2 separate regions of the Homo sapiens genome follow, and region 2 is linked to region 1. Evidence: read pairs that join two places in POLR2A ChIA-PET (ENCODE). Cell type or tissue: MCF 10A. All regions are shown on one strand.

The links. Peaks named below come from ENCODE experiments on the same cell type or tissue, not always from the same donor. Only the 100,000 strongest peaks of a DNase experiment are listed, where the experiment ranks them.
Region 2: POLR2A ChIA-PET joins it to region 1 with 5 read pairs; 1 of 35 experiments calls an interaction of 5 or more read pairs at or near these places.

The regions. Positions count from the first base shown.
Region 1 is chrX:100,094,968-100,102,967 of GRCh38, forward strand. No RefSeq gene overlaps it. Among named protein-coding and RNA genes, the nearest start is that of PCDH19, 310 kb to the right of the region's middle. In MCF 10A, no CTCF peak of the experiment used is centred here; a DNase peak (open chromatin) is centred at 4,204.
Region 2 is chrX:100,375,681-100,383,680 of GRCh38, forward strand. The region is part of intron 3 of PCDH19 (protocadherin 19); the gene reads right to left. Among named protein-coding and RNA genes, the nearest start is that of PCDH19, 31 kb to the right of the region's middle. In MCF 10A, a CTCF peak has its summit at 3,915; DNase peaks (open chromatin) are centred at 1,091, 3,881 and 6,131.

The DNA of each region.
Region 1 (8,000 bases):
CCTAGAAAAGATGGATAAATTCCTGGACACATACACCCTCCCAAGACTGAACCAGAAAGAAATTGATTCCCTAAACAGACCAATAACAGACTCTGAAATTGAATCAGTAATAAATAGCCTACCAACCAAAAAAAGCCCAAGATCTGATGGATTCACCACCGAATTCCACCAGTTGTACAAAGAAGAGCTGGTATTACTCCTACTGAAACTATTCCAAAAAATTAGGAGGAGGGACTCCTCCCAAACTCATTCTATGAGGCCAGCATTATCCTGATACCAAAACCTTCCAGAAATACATCAAAAAAAGAAAACTTAAATATCTCTGATGAACATCAATGAAAAAATCCTCGATAAAATACTTGCAAAGAGAATCCAGCGGCACATGGAAAAGCTAATCCACAACAATCAAGTAGGCTTCATCTCCAGGATGCAAGATTGGTTCAACATGCACAAAGCAATAAATGTGATTCATCACACAACCAGAACTAATGACAAAAACTACATGATTATTTCCATAGATACAGAAAAGGCTTTCAATAAAATTTAACACCCTTCATGTTAAAAACTCTTAATAAATTGGCTGGGCATGGTAGCTCACACCTGTGACCCTAGCAATTTGGGAGGTCAAGGTGGGCAGATCACTTGAGCCCAGGAGTTTGAGACCAGCCACAGGCAACATGGGGAAACCCCACCTTTACAAAAAATATAAAAATGAGCTGGATGTGGGGTCATGTGCCTGTATTCTCAGCTGCTTGGAAGGCTAAAGCAGGACAATCACTTGAGCATGGGAACCAGAGGTTGCAGTGAGCCAATATTATGCCATTGCATTCCAGCCTGGCCAACAAGAGTGAAATCCTGTCTCAAAAAACAACAACAACAAAAAAGAAACTCTTAATAAATTAGGTATTGAAAGATCATACATCAAAATATTAAGAGCCGTCTATGACCTACTCACAGTTATCATTATACTAAATGGGCAAAAGCTGGAAGCATTCACTTTGAAAACCGCCACAAGACAAGGATGCCCTCTCTCACAACTCCTATTTAATATATTATTGGAAGTCCTAGCCAGAGCACCTAGGCAGGAGAAAGAAATAAAGGAAGTCAAACTGTTCTGTTTGCAAATCAGGTCTGTTTGCAGACAACATGATTCTATATCTAGAAAACCCCAACATCTTGGCCCAAAGGCTCATTCAGCTGATAAACAACTTCAGCAAAGTTTCAGGATACAAAATCAATGTACAAAAATCACTAGCACTCCTATAAACCAACAATAGTCAAGCTAAGAACCAAATCAGGAATCCAATCCCATTCACAATTGCCACAAAAAGTATAAAATACCTAGGAATATAGTTAACCAGGATGGTGAAAGATCTCTATAATGAGAATTATAAAACACTATTCAAAGAAATCAGAAAAACACAAGCAAATGGAAAAAACGTTCCATGCTCATGGATAGGAAGAATCAATATTATTAAAATGGTCATACTGCCTAGAGCAATTTACATATTCGGTGCTATACCTATCCAACTACCAATGACATTCTCCACAAAACTAGAAAAAGCTATTTTAAAACTTATATGGAACTAAAAAAAAAAAGAGCCCAAACAGCCAAGGCAATCCTAAGCAAAAAGAACAAAGCTGGAGGCATCATGTTACCTGACTTCAAACAATATTACAGGGCTACAGTAACCAAAAAAGCATGATACTGTACAAAAACAGACATATAGACCAATGAAACAGAATAGAGAACCCAGAAATAAGGCCACACACCTACAACCATCTGATCTTCAACAAAGCTGACAATAACAAGTAATGGAGAGAAGACTCCCTATTCAATAAATTGCGTGGAGTTAACTGGGTAGCAATATGCAGAAGACTGAAACTGGACCCCTTCCTTAAACCATATACAAAAATAAACTCAAGATGGATTAAACGCTTAAGTGTAAAACCCATAACTATAAAAACCCTGGAAAACAACCTAGGCAATACCATCCTGGACATAGGAACAGACAAAGATTTTATGAAAGACACCAAAAACAATTGCAACAAAAGCAAAACTTGACAAATTGGATCTAATTAAACTAAAGAGTTTCTGCACAGAAAAAGAAACTCAACAGAGTAAACAGACAACCTACAGAATAGGATGAAATATTTGCACACTATGCATCTCACAAAGGCCTAACATCCAGCATTTATAAGGAACTTAAATTTACAAGAGAAAAACAAACAACCCAATTAAAAAGTAGGCAAAGGACATGAACAAACACTTTTCAAAAGAAGACATACATGTAGCCAAAAAGCATGTGGAAAAAAGCTCAATATCACTGATCATTAGAGAAATGCAAATCAAAACCTCAAAGAGATATCATCTCACACCAGTCAGAATGGCTTTTATTAAAAAGTCAAAAAATAACAGATGCTGCTGAGGTTGTAGAGAAAAGGGAACACTTATACGACATTGGTAGGAGTGTTCAACTGTTGCAGAAAGCAATTTTGGAGATTCCTCAAAGAGCTAAAAGCAGAACTACCATTCGACCCAGCAATCCCATTACTGGGTATATACCCAGAGGAATATAAATTATTCTGCAATAAAGATACAAAAATGCTGACGTTCATTGCAGCACTATTCACAAGATCAAAGACATGGAATCAACCTAAATGCCCATCAATGACAGATTAGATAAAGACAATGTGGTACATATACTCCATGGAATGCTATGCGCCATAAAAAAGAACAAGATCATGTCTTTGGTGAGAACATGGATGGAGCTGGAGGCTATTATCCTGAGCAAACTAACACAGGAACAGAAAAACAAATGCTGTATATTCTCACTTATAAGTGGGAGCTAAATGATGAGAACTTATGTAGAGAAAGAAGGAAAACACATCCACTGGGGTCTACTTGGGGGTGGAAGGTGGGAGGAGGGAGAGGATCAGAAAAGACAACTATTAGGTACTGGGATTAATACCTGGGTGATGAAATAATCTGTACAACAAACTCCAATGACTTGTGTTTACCTATGTAACAAACCTTCACATGAACCCCCGAACCTAAAATAAAAGTTTAAAAAAAGGGAAGGAAACTCTGACACATGCTACAACATGGATGAGCCTTGATGACATTATGCTGAGTGACATAAGCCAATCACAAAAAGACAAGTATTGTATGATTCCATTTTTATGGGGGACCTAGAGTAGTCAAATTCATAAAGACAAAAAGTAAAATGGTAGTTGCCAGGGGCTGGGGGGATGAGTCAACAGTGGAGTTGTTGTTTAATGGGTAGAGGGTTTCAGTCTTGCAAGATAAAAAAGCTCTGGATATGGGTGGTTGTGATGGTTGCACAATAATGTGAATGTACTTAATGCCACTTAAATATACAATTAAAAATGGTTAAGACAGTATGTTAAGCATATTTTACCACCATTAAAAATTTTTTAAATTAAAAATTACCCAAAAAGGTTACTTGGCTGAGAATAGAAAGAGGTGAGAAAATTGAAATTGCCTTTATAAATGAGAGCTCTAGCATTTTTGCCTGCGATCTCTCTATCTTATGATATGCATCTACAGCCAGATCAATGACAACAACATGTTTATTTGTTTTTTTTTTACATTCAAAATAATGGTACAATTAAAGAGAAGACTTCTACAGGTCTGTGGTGCCAGACCTACACATAGGGAAAATAGTTGACTGCTTACATACACGATTGGAAGTACTCTAAAAACCTTTACCTCAACCCCAAAATATAACCGTTTGAAAAGGAACTCATTAACCAACGTAGAGAAGAAATCTGAGCTCAAATTCAAGACACTGGTTCATACTGGAAAAAGCAGGCCAATTGCGAAAGCCAAGTAAGGAAGCCAGGGTATGAGTCCATGGTACTAGACTGGGCAAGAGCATCTAGGCAGAAACTCAGTCTCAGAATACAGGTAAGATTTACATTAATACCAAGAACACAGGCATTCCTGTTCTGGAATACATTCCAGGGTGAGAGATCAGACTATCATCTTAAAAATCTGAGTAAGGTCTTAACAGCACAAGCAGGCCTAAATGGCGAATCAGAGGCAAAGATATTCAATCAGGAAATGCCTGCCTTTTGGAATTTTTCCCCTCTTTCATCACTCTTGGTAGGGCAGATAACATTGTGTAGCTGTGTACTACTTCCTGTTGTGACACAATTCTCCATAGGTATCTGGTGTTTCTGCACATCTAGTGAGCAGAGGTACTGAATGGCTTTGTTCCAGACTAGCGTTCCAAGGATGTTTGCATAGTTAACAGCCTTAAAAGACTGAGACAGTGGCTCCCTCTGGAACAAAGAGAAGATATTACTGCTGATTATAAATTATTTGGGTTCCCTAAGCTCAAGATTCATCTCCTGTAACTGACCCACTGCGTGTGCAAATATCACTTGGCCCTCTTTATATTGCCCTGTGGGAATTGGGGCTGAGGAAACTGGTGCAAGGAAATGCTGTACTGTGACTACTGCTATTTGATGTGACTAATAAAATCCTTTGCCTCTTATTCAGAAATCTGTGTTTTTTTAACAGCATTTATGAAATTGTAACAGCTTGCAAGTAGGGCGAGATCTCAAACATATCAGTTCCTGACAACTCCTGAGGGAAGGCTCTACAGGTGCCTATAGTAAGGACCCATTTCATCTTTCGAGGCAATAATAATAAGATTAACAACAATATTAATAATAAAATATACTACTTGCACACGAACTTAAAAGTTTAAAGAAAAGAAAAAAGATTTTTAAAAGATACTACCATATTTTACCATTTATTATATCACTGATTGGTGGTTGTGTTTTTGGCAGTGGTATTTGGATTTTCTTAGTTGGTAAGGTAATTTTTTTGACTGATTCCACAAGTGATTACACAAGTGAAAAAACATTTAATAAAAATTTGTTTACTGAATAGACAAATGTATAAACAGCCTTGACACATTTGTTGTATTGGTCAACTCAATTAATTGCTGCCAGATGAATGAATGAATGAACATTTGCTGAGTGTCTAGCATTCATGTAGGTACTCTTCTACTTTGTCCTATCAAGTTCTCCACTTACCCAAGCAACCCACTTTACAGGTAGATTATTTAAAATAAGGGGACCCAGGTCATTGCAAAGAGGGCTTGTGGGGCTGTGAAACCGGGGGCTTTTAACGTACTGACCAAAGACGGATGTTCTCCATGAGAAGCTATAGTCACAATCATGACACAATTGATGACTGGTGATGTGGGAAGGTAAATAAGTGTTTCGAAATTTAAAAAAAAAAAAAAAAAGGAGACCTGATCCAAACTAACATCATGAATGATAACTCAAGTGTTTATCATTTATATCTTGGTATGATGTGAATAAGAAAGGGCATATTACTTCTGTGGCATTCTTCCCAAACATCCGTAACTCCAGTCTGATCATGAGAAATCATCAGCCAAACCCAGATTGACTGAAATTTTCCAAAATATTGTGTTCAGTGTTCTTCAAAGTGTCAAAGTCATGAAAAACAAGGAAAGACTGGTAAAAAAAAAAAAAAAAATGCCACAGGTTGGAGGAAACTAAGCAGACATGATGACAAAATAAAACATGAAATCCTGAATCGTATCCTGAACAGAAAAAGGACATTTGTGGGGAGACTGGTGAAATCTGAACACAGTCTGCAGTTTGGTTAATAATAATGTATCAATGTTAATTTCTTAGTTTTGATAAATCTGCCATGGTTATGTAAGATGTCAATGAGAGGAGAAGCTGGGTGAAGGTTACACAAGAACTTTCTCTATTTTTCCCACTCTTCTGTAAGCTTAAAAGTATTTCAAAATATAAAGTTAAAATATGGAAGGAAAAAGGTTAAAAGGGAAGAGAGAACAGCAGTTAGCAGGGCTATCATGTTTCTAGTTGACAAAGTTCTTCCAAAACAACCTTATATCGGCTGCTAGGCCTGCTAAACTTTCTTTTCCCAGCTCTGTAACTGTCTTCATCATGCTTCCTTCTGCAGTTTTAGTCAGAAACAAAATCAATTGAAAAGCAGACAACAAAGTGCAATCCCAACAACCTCTCATCCCCTGAACCCACTCCTGATGATTATCAAGTTGCTCCACATTCTCCAGCCTTTGAGTACATACTGGCTTTCTGAGTTCTGAGAAGCATTAGATCTTCCTAAGAATTCTAATGGCAGTTAAAAAAAAAAAAAAAGGCATATCATAGACTCTCCCCCAGTGAAGTGTATTTTGCTGTATTTAAGACACTTTGGAAAGTAAGGTTGTTGTAAGAGGTAATGTTCTAAAGAAAAATAAAAGATTGGCCTGTAGCTGATATTTCATAGTAGCTGCATGGCCATCTGGTTTGGTTTTGAATCATCCGAACTGATTTGCAGGAAAATGAAATACTAAAATCACCATGTAGTTTTAAATTCCAAATCCATCTCAGCTTTACCAAGTGGTTCCCCATCTGCAGAAGGGAACAGCATGCAGGCAGCCTGGCTCCAGCCTGACTCAAGCTATAACATATTTGCTTGTACCTGTTACTGACAGGTCCCTTACCAAACTTGTTTTGTAATGTCGGCTTGCAACCTTTAATGTTGTCACCTATGTCTTTCATGGCGCAAGTCTTTTGAACAAGAAATTCTTACACAAGTAACACCAAGACAGCACCAATTATTCTCATCTTGGGAACTGATTAACTCGTGACCAAAACTTCTAAAAAGCATTCCCAAAACCTCAGCTTGCATGTGGCTTTATGGATGAGTGGGATGCTTTCACACTGGCTTCCTTTGTACCTCAGATCTTCTTAGCATGAATTCCAAGTATCAGTTTTTACTTTCCAAAGTGGTGAGATTTCAGCATCCTCCATTTTTAAAAACTGGAGAGAGCAATCTAACTTTTAGGGGCTTTATGTTTTGCAATGAGAGGCACTGCTGTGCCTTCTTGATGAAAAGCACTTTGAATTGCCACATGAAATAGAAACCTTTAAGCTTTATTTATGCAAGACAGCAAGAAGCTTTGTGGCTTTTCATGAGGGCCTTTTCTCTGTGGCAGTAATTTTAATAAACTTGTGACAAATTCCTCTTGCTGCTCTGTCCACTTTAGACCCCCTTATTAATTTTTTCCACTTTTCACACCAAAATTTATTGAAAGAAAATCACCGTGACCCCACCTTCCCATCTCAATTCTACTCCCAGAAGTGACATTCTAGAGTGCAACCAGAAAACAGACCTGAAATGACCCAGATGTGTAAGCATTGAACTTAACACTGAGGATACTACTTTTAAGTAAGAGTGAAGCATACTTAAGGGTTAACAAAGAAAAGGGACTACACACTAGACTCATAGTGATTCTTTTTGGATTCCAACACAGGACCACTTTATAGGCTGAGGTGTCATTTCTCATTCCAGCAGTGCACAGGTTAAAGGCCATCACAGAAGACGATGCTGCATAAAGATACTTAAAGCCCAGATTTTTACCTATGATGAATGTAACTCAAAAATATTTCAGAAGAACATGAAGAGGTAACAGCAAAGAACTTGAGCTTTGTAAGCAGACAGACCTGAATTTCTGTCTTGACTTGGATACTCATCAGCTATTTCATGCTAAAAAGGTCAGGTAACCAGCCAGGCACAGTGGCTCACGCCTGTAATCCCAGCACTTTGGGAGGTTGAGGCAGGTGCATCACGAGGTCAGGAGATTGGGACCATCCTGGCTAACGTGGTGAAACTCCATCTCTACTAAAAATACAGAAAAATTAGCCAGGTGTGGTGGCAGGCACCTACAGTCCCAGCTACTCAGGAGGCTGAGGTAGGAGAATGGCGTGAACCCGGGAGGCGGAGCTTGCAGTGAGCAGAGATCCCACCACTGCACTCCAGCCTGGGCAATAGAGCGAGACTCTGTCTTAAAAAAACAAAAAGGGTCAGGTAACCTTTCTGAGCTTGTTTACTCAGATAAGAATCATCACTGTCCCTAGATTACAATGTTTGTTGTAAAGAACCAAATGAAAGTATCCATGGA
Region 2 (8,000 bases), 280 kb after region 1:
CAGTGGTTGAACTAGTACAGTCCCAAGCCCTATATGATTAAAGACAAGCCTCGGAAAAGAAAACCTCCCTGACTACTGGTGATAACCATGGACAAGAAAGTAGGGCATTTCAATTGAGGATCAACATGCTATTATTCTAATGAAATGGTGCTATGGTCCAAAGGCTTTGAATAGTAACACACCTTTGAAAAATGAGTTCTAAATGTTGCTGTCACTTTTCCATACTAATAAAGTCTCTTTATGCTACACAATTAGGTTAGAAAATACAGATATCGGCCAGGTGCAGTGACTCATGCCTGTAATCCCAGCCCTTTGGGAGGCTAAGGTGGGTGGATCACCTGAGGTCAGGAGTCTGAGACCAGCCTGACCAACATGGGGAAACCCCGTCTCTACTAAATTACAAAATTAGCTGGGCATGGTGGTACATGCCTGTAATCCCAGCTACTTGGGCGGCTGAGGCAGGTGAATCGCTTGAACCCAGGAGGTGGAGGTTGCAGTGAGCCGAGATCACGCCATTGCACTCCAGCCTGGGCAACAAGAGTGAAACTCCGTCTCAAAAAAAAAAAAAAAAAAAGAAAAGAAAAGAAAAAAGAAAAGACAGATATCATACTCTGAATTTTAGACACACAATACATATGAGTAGTTAGAAAAGATTGGGTAGACAGCAAAAGCATTGGTCCTGTGACCTCTTTCCACTTTGACTTACTTTTGGTTCCCTTCCTTCCAGGGATTTTTTTTAAAATGACACAATATTTTATTGTTAAAGAAAAAACTTAAACCAAAGCTTGGGTTTTTACTGAATTCCTATAGCAAATAGCTTTTCTTATTAGCTAGGTCTTTTTCTAAACTATTTTCTTTTTAAATCACTGTCATTTCAAGCTTCAGACTATGCTAGGAGTGCTGTTCACATCAAATTAGAAATTTGGCATTAATGAAGTGCTCTGGTTGAATTGGCAGAAAGGGATAAAAACACATCCCTTTGTTGCCAGTAACTTAGATTTTTTTCTTTATCTACAGCAAATGCAGAGAAGATTCATTTATGATGAGCAATAACTGGGATTCTACAGTAAAGCATCTGGAACAGTGCCTGGCACATGTTAAGCATTCAAGGAATGAGAAGCTACATGAAGAAGGTATTAGGCAATATTTACACCATTGTGAGACACTAGATTGTGAATTTGCAATGAAGTTGAGAATGCTGAGCAATAAAATCACAACTGGTAATGCCTTCTCCACTTTCTGTTGCTTGTGGGAAACCATGACTTGCTCCACTTTGTATTACTTTTGGTTCCCTCTCTTTCCAGGGGTGAATAAAATTGCACAGTATTTTGGTACCAAAAGAAATACAACAGAGATAGATCCTAGTTTGCAAGTAATGTCAAGGCATGTTAGAGCACAGTCTACATAGCAATGTTTATTTCTCTATGCCTAATTTATGTCTCTTAGAATTATATGATTTCTAATACTGTCTTAAGTCTGTATGAAGGCAGGGCTGTTAAAAGAGTTTGTTAAGAGACCTAAGAGTTTTCTACCAACTCTACCAATAACTGCATTGGAACCTGGTAAAAGGGTTTTTTTTCACACAATTGTGTTTTTAATGTTTTCTTCCCATTATGGAACAGAATGGTGGCAATAATGGCATTATGATGAACATGTTGCCTTCTAAGGTGCTTTAAATACGCCAGATACTAAACTGTTTCTAGGAAAAGAGTAAAACCAATACTTAACCTTCACGCACATAATTCTTCATCTTATGCACTGCCCTGCCCTGGATCCACCCCAGTAGATTGTAAACTCTTTGAGGGCAAGGATTATTCAGCACTCATTTTTGTAAACTCCGCAGTATCTAGCCCAGACTGATGCATAGGTGTTCAATACCACACAGCTGAAGTAAACTGAATCTGGGCAGATATGGCTAAGGCATTGAAGTGTGAGTTCAGAGCTTTGGAGAGCTGTGTGTCACAGCATGTGCAGGAGAAGTGAATCTGCAAGTGTGTAATTAACAACCCAGTGACTGCTGATGAGAAAGAGAATTCGATACTACGCAGCACTGAACACAACTTAACAAGCAGCAACTCATGTAAGGGAACCTAATACTCTACACGTTGTGGAGAGAAAAATCCTGAGAGGCAGTGAGGTGTAAGGGAATCTAATCTTCTGTGAATGGAAGGCAGCCAAATAGGGTTCGATGTGATTGGAAATCCAATGTACTGGTATAGAAGGAAATCCAATACGAAATAGTGGTGAAGAGGGAATAAGCGTTGGTGATTAACCAGACTGGTCACTGGAAATTTCCTTTGTTCCAAAAACACAAAACCAAGCTGGATAAATATTCAGCCCAGGATTTCAAGTCCATTGAGAAAGGGCAGAAATGACCCTGACTATACAAACACTATTCTTAAGTTGTTCATTTATACCACACAAACTAAGGAGTAGCCTGGGCTCAACTCCCAATCCTGCTCTCACCGTACAGAAGCCATCCAAGAGAAAGCGAGCTGGCAGTACCACTTGCTCCATCAGAAACAGTTACTGTGTTAAATGTCCTTTGTGTTTAGATTATTAGTGTTTTGCTGGCATGGAAATAAGAATGTGTCTATTGGGTTCTCCAGCTAACATGCAATCTGCCCACGTGGATCCTTGAGATAAGGGGGAACCCCAGAGCCCCAAAGGAAAAAGCTGAAAAGTATTTTATTGAGTAATCATTCTACTTTTAAAATAACCTGTTCGTCAATACGGTTCTTTTTCAAGCTCACTAACAGTAAGGAAATTTACATGAAAAATGGCCTTTAGGAGCCATCAGTATTATTTATGAGGAGCTATAACCGTGTCTGATGCTTTCCAATAGGCAGAATATGCTAAACTAAACCTTGCCTGTTCTTCATGTGTAGTTATTATGAGACTAGTTGGTTATAAAACACCCTGCACTTGTATTAACGTGCTAGCCAGTATAACCACCACAAGCCAAGCAATTCTTTCTGTCACTGGAACCGTCTGAACAAACTACAACAAAAGTCAGGTTAAGACATCAGAAGGAGATTAGCACTACGGGCAGATAAACCTGAAGTGTGTGGGCTTTTGTCAGAAGACTATACTAAGCTGCACACTTCTTCACTCCCTGCAGCTGGGCCATGGATGTCTTCTCTGATTATGTCATCGACACAAACAAGTCTCCCCTTTCGTCAGCACTGCCATACCAAGACATCTTTGGAGCAGCTTAAACTACAGCTCTCCTCTGCCTCTCACGTACCATTCACACAGCTGTCACAGACAAACATGGATCACTCTCTGCAGCCAGAGATGTGGGAGGCAGACAGGCCACAGCTGGATTCTCTGACCTTGGGCAGAGTAAAAAGGGCACACAGTTAAGAGGGGACAATCCTCTTTGGACTTCAGTAAGGGGAAAATTCAATGAAGAAGTCAGATTAGGGAAGAAGATGAATCTCCCCCTGGCCACATCATCTTCATTATTAGGACATGTCAGGAAGCAGGGCAGCTGCTATCAGGACAACAGCCCCGGGAAAGCAAAGAAGAAGAGGAACCCAGACTGTCTGCTTTGCTATTGGCAAAACGAGTCCTTCCCAAATGAGTCACGTAGGGCACCAACAACTCTGAGATCTGTCACATACACACACACACACACACACACACACACACACACACACACACACATTTCCTCCCAGCTCTCAGGAACACAACTTCTTTCCCTTTATCTAGACAGTAGCTTTTGCCCACCTTTATAAAATAGGTAAGGAATGGTTGCCCTTGATGGTACTATTACAAAGAGAAAACGCCAGGATGTATCCCTGCCTTTGAGGAATGTAAAGATGAAGAGATAAAGACAATGAAATTACGGTGGCCAAGTTGAATAAAGGCTGGCTTTTGATGCGTCTATACGCCCTCTGCTGACTGTCAGACAGAACGTCACAGAAAAAAAGTTGGAGCAGAAAGAGGGAAAAAGAAACAGATTGGAAGCAGAAAATAGGGAAGGAAAGACGCCTTTCTTCTCTGGAGACTGCTGTCTGTTTATCCAGAGGGAATATAAAGAGGAAGAGGCCCTTGACCTCCTATTTATCAAGAGTAGCCAAGAAAGAATATAAAATGATAAATATTGCCTTGACAGTACTCTGATTCTATGTTATAAATGTGACTAGATGAGCCTTGCATGCCCTAAAACACTATCTTACTGAGCTGCATCTGCACACCACCCATTGACATTGGTTGGGGGTGGGAGGTGGCATGGACTCAAAAGGGCCATCGAGCAGTAACTGGAGGAATGGATTTGAGCCACAAACCATCCATCTGAAGCTGGCTGCAGGCTGCTTCTTTCTTTACTTTGAAACAGATTCTTTTCATGGCTGCTTTTCTGAAATGAATTTGATTTTTTCAGAATTCATGGTAGACTCTGTGTGTTACCACAACCACCACCTCCTGCCTCAGCCTCTTTCCACTTTTTTAACGAATGGCTGTGTGTTGGATTCAAGACTTTGGCACTCAAATTCAGACCACCTTGGTGGGGGAGGGGTGGGAAATGGTTCCCTGAGATTAGGCCAAGAGTTTAATGTCAACAGCCAGCCGTCAACCATCTTCCTGTCCCCCACCTTTTTGCCTCACAGCTCCTGCTCACCCTTCAAGGGTCAGCTCAAATATTACTTCCCTTCCCCCAGACTAGGTTGAGTTTCCCCATTTTACTCTTTCATAATAATATGCTCTTTTCTTTCATAGCATTATAATTTTATATTGTTGGTGTTTTGTCCCCCCACCCCATGAAGGCAGGGGACTATGTCAGTTTTGCTGACCACTATTTAGCCATTATCTAGAACAACACAAAGAATGGCATAGATACTGGAAAAAAATAGCATAGAATGAAATAAATTAATATATCCATAGTAAAGCAAACTAAACTATTCAACAAAATGAGTTGCTAGTATTGAAATAACCCTTAAGAAAGCATTTTGAAACACTTCCTCCAAAGTCTCTGTTCTCTGATTCTTATTCCTCCCAAACACCCAGATATATTCAGTTACTTCAAAAGTGCTGGCAGAAATGTTATGCCACAGCCTGCTTTCTGCTTCAATCACCTTTAATTTTGTTTTCAAATTCCAAATCAAAACCCGTTTCCCTGCTACAACTTACCACTGCAAGTGCTTACGCTATGTTTATTTAATTTTGCAAACCAAGGAATCAATAAAACATTGTATTGATAATATAATTTCATTGAATCCTGCAAACAGGCCATCAGCGGATACTGAACCAATTAATATTGAATTCTATGTAGTCTCATTTGGTCTAATAGTCACATGTGATATTTACAAAGTCCATTATTCAGCAATAAAAAGTCCCAGGATTATTTGATCTATTTCTGACCTTTCTGGTTCTAAGCAATCTTCTTTTTTTGTCCACTTTGAAATATTACCTATAAAGCATTTTACAAAACTGTACTCTGTGAGCAACGTAGAAGGTCCAAGGCCAAAGATAAATATTAGTTGTAAACACCTCATCTTACTAGTAGGTGACTAAACATGTAATATTACCTAGCCTATGAATGTTCAACATTGATAAGAAAAAAACTGGAAGGTCTTGGCTTACTTGAATTTCACATACCTGACTTAAAGATGAGTTAGTGCAATCCACCAACAGAGACATTGAAAGTCTTCCCTATAGTATATGTCTGTGATAATGAAAGACAGTATAATATGACAAACTGAAACCCCAGTAAGACCAAGCCTCTTGTAGCCGTTGAAGATAGCTTTTTTCTCTGCTACTCAATGACAGGGAAATTAATTTCATTTGAGGTTAATGCTTACTTGATATGCTGTGGAGGGAATTTTTCTCCCCTTGGTTCTTTACTTACGCCAAGAGAAAGCACATCCCATGGAACATTTTAGGTAGACTGTAAAGGTTACTGGCACAATGAATATGATACACTTCTCTCTGCTACATCAATTATCAACCATTAAATTACCGTAGGCCTGAACAAAAAAGCAAGAACAAAGTAGGGAGATCTGTTTAGTGCAGAGAACCACTCCTAAAATTAATTTAAAAGAAACTGTCCACCTGAAATGAATCATTAGATAAGCCTTGTATTTTGCACATTTCACAATGGTTGGGATGATGTAATATGGGCAATTACACACAAGCAACTAGAAAGCTGTCGTCCAAAATAGCTGCAGCACAGCTGAGGTTTACTCTGGGTCTGTGGTTTATAGCAAAGCAACAACCTTCCCTACACACACAGCCACTACAAATTCAAAGGAAAACTGCATTTGGATATCATTTTAATTATACGTGCATGGATTACAACTCTATAAGCTAGAGAAGGAAAATAATCAGCCTGTACTGAAATGAACAGAAAATGGTTAGTACTCAACTGCTGACTATTGGGAACAATATCCAGTAATTTAAAAAAAAAAAAAGAAATAGACACAACCACCTACCTATTATTTTCTTGGCAATGCTTCACTTACAGTGAGACTCTGTTTGGCAGAGTTCACACATTTCACATTCAGGTTAAATATTATAACAGATAACCAAGCTTTTGTTCTCCCCCTCCCCAAGCCACCTAGCACTTCCTTAAAACCCCCCACAAGCATAAATTGTTCCACAAGTTGCCAAAGTGAAATTGGAGTCCCTGCCCTAGGCCACTACACTTCACCCCAAAATTGAGAAAAGAGTATAAAATATTCTTGGATAAGAGATACAAGAAGCTGGTTTCCTGGGTAGAAGTAAAACATGTCTGAGACAGAGCATAGTCCTGGGAACATGATCTCAAAAGTTCCTCACCATGAACTGGCTATTTAAAATTCATTTGTAAGTCACTTGCATGAAAGAAAGAAGAAAAGGCAGTGGCCCTGAAACAGAGCCCAGGTCTGCGGAAGCAGCAGGTCACAGGATAAGAAAGGCTTGGGGTAGTATTTATTAAAGTGCAGGTCACAACCCCAAGCCAGTGGTCCATGAAATTGCCATCTCCAGAGCTTCCTAGCTAATGGAGATACCCAGCACAGAGTCATGCAGGAGAAAGGTTGAAAAATGCCAGATTAAGGCCTAAATTGATATCCACTGACTCTGGAAAGAAAATACTAAGGGATAACATCAGAAGAGGGCTTCTGGCTCTCTGGCCAGCACATCTAGCTAACTCTGATTCACGTAGGACCTCCTCCCACTTCACATTTGAACTAGAGATGGGTGTCACAGTAAGGAACAATGAGAAACTCTGAAGGAGCCACTAAGGAAAAGAATACTGTGATGTAAAAAGGAATTTGTGTAACTAAAAGCAGAAAAGCACACTGAGGTGGAATTTGTTTGCAGTAACAGAATAGAGGCAAATGAAAGTTTTCTTTAATTTCAAAATTCAATTGTGTTGCCCTCTACAGTACATTGCTAGAGGCAGTAAGAATCTGATTGCCTCCTTCCAGATTAAGAGGCACAAATTAGATATTTTCCTAGTCAAAAAGAGATCATAATAGTAATAGCTACTTAACATTTACTGATGGCTTATTATGTGCCAGGTGCTTGAACACTCACATTGAATCCTCACAAGAATCTACGAGGTAGGTCCCATTACTCTTATTTTACAGATAAGAAAGCTGAGGCACAGAGAGGAAGTAATTTCCCTAAAGCCACTTGGCTCCTGACTCTAACTTCTAAAAGCAAAGATGCAATAAATCAAAATAACTATTACATGAACACTCAAGTGACAAACCGTATCTAAGAAAACATGGAGCGCTCCATACGAAATAGAGATGCAAAAGTCAAGAGCTCTCGTATGTACTCTGCCAGCTTTGCCTGATTAGAAAATGTAATGGAATAAAGAGCCCACTCAAAATAACAGTGAAACCATTAAATAGCCAGAAGTAATCTTAACAAAAAATGTAAGGAGAACTATGTAAATATACTGATGACATTAGAATGAAACATGACTAAATGGAAAGATGTCATATTTCTAGATAAAAAGACTAAATATTATATACATGTCAATTGTTCCTAAATTTATCAGTTTGGTA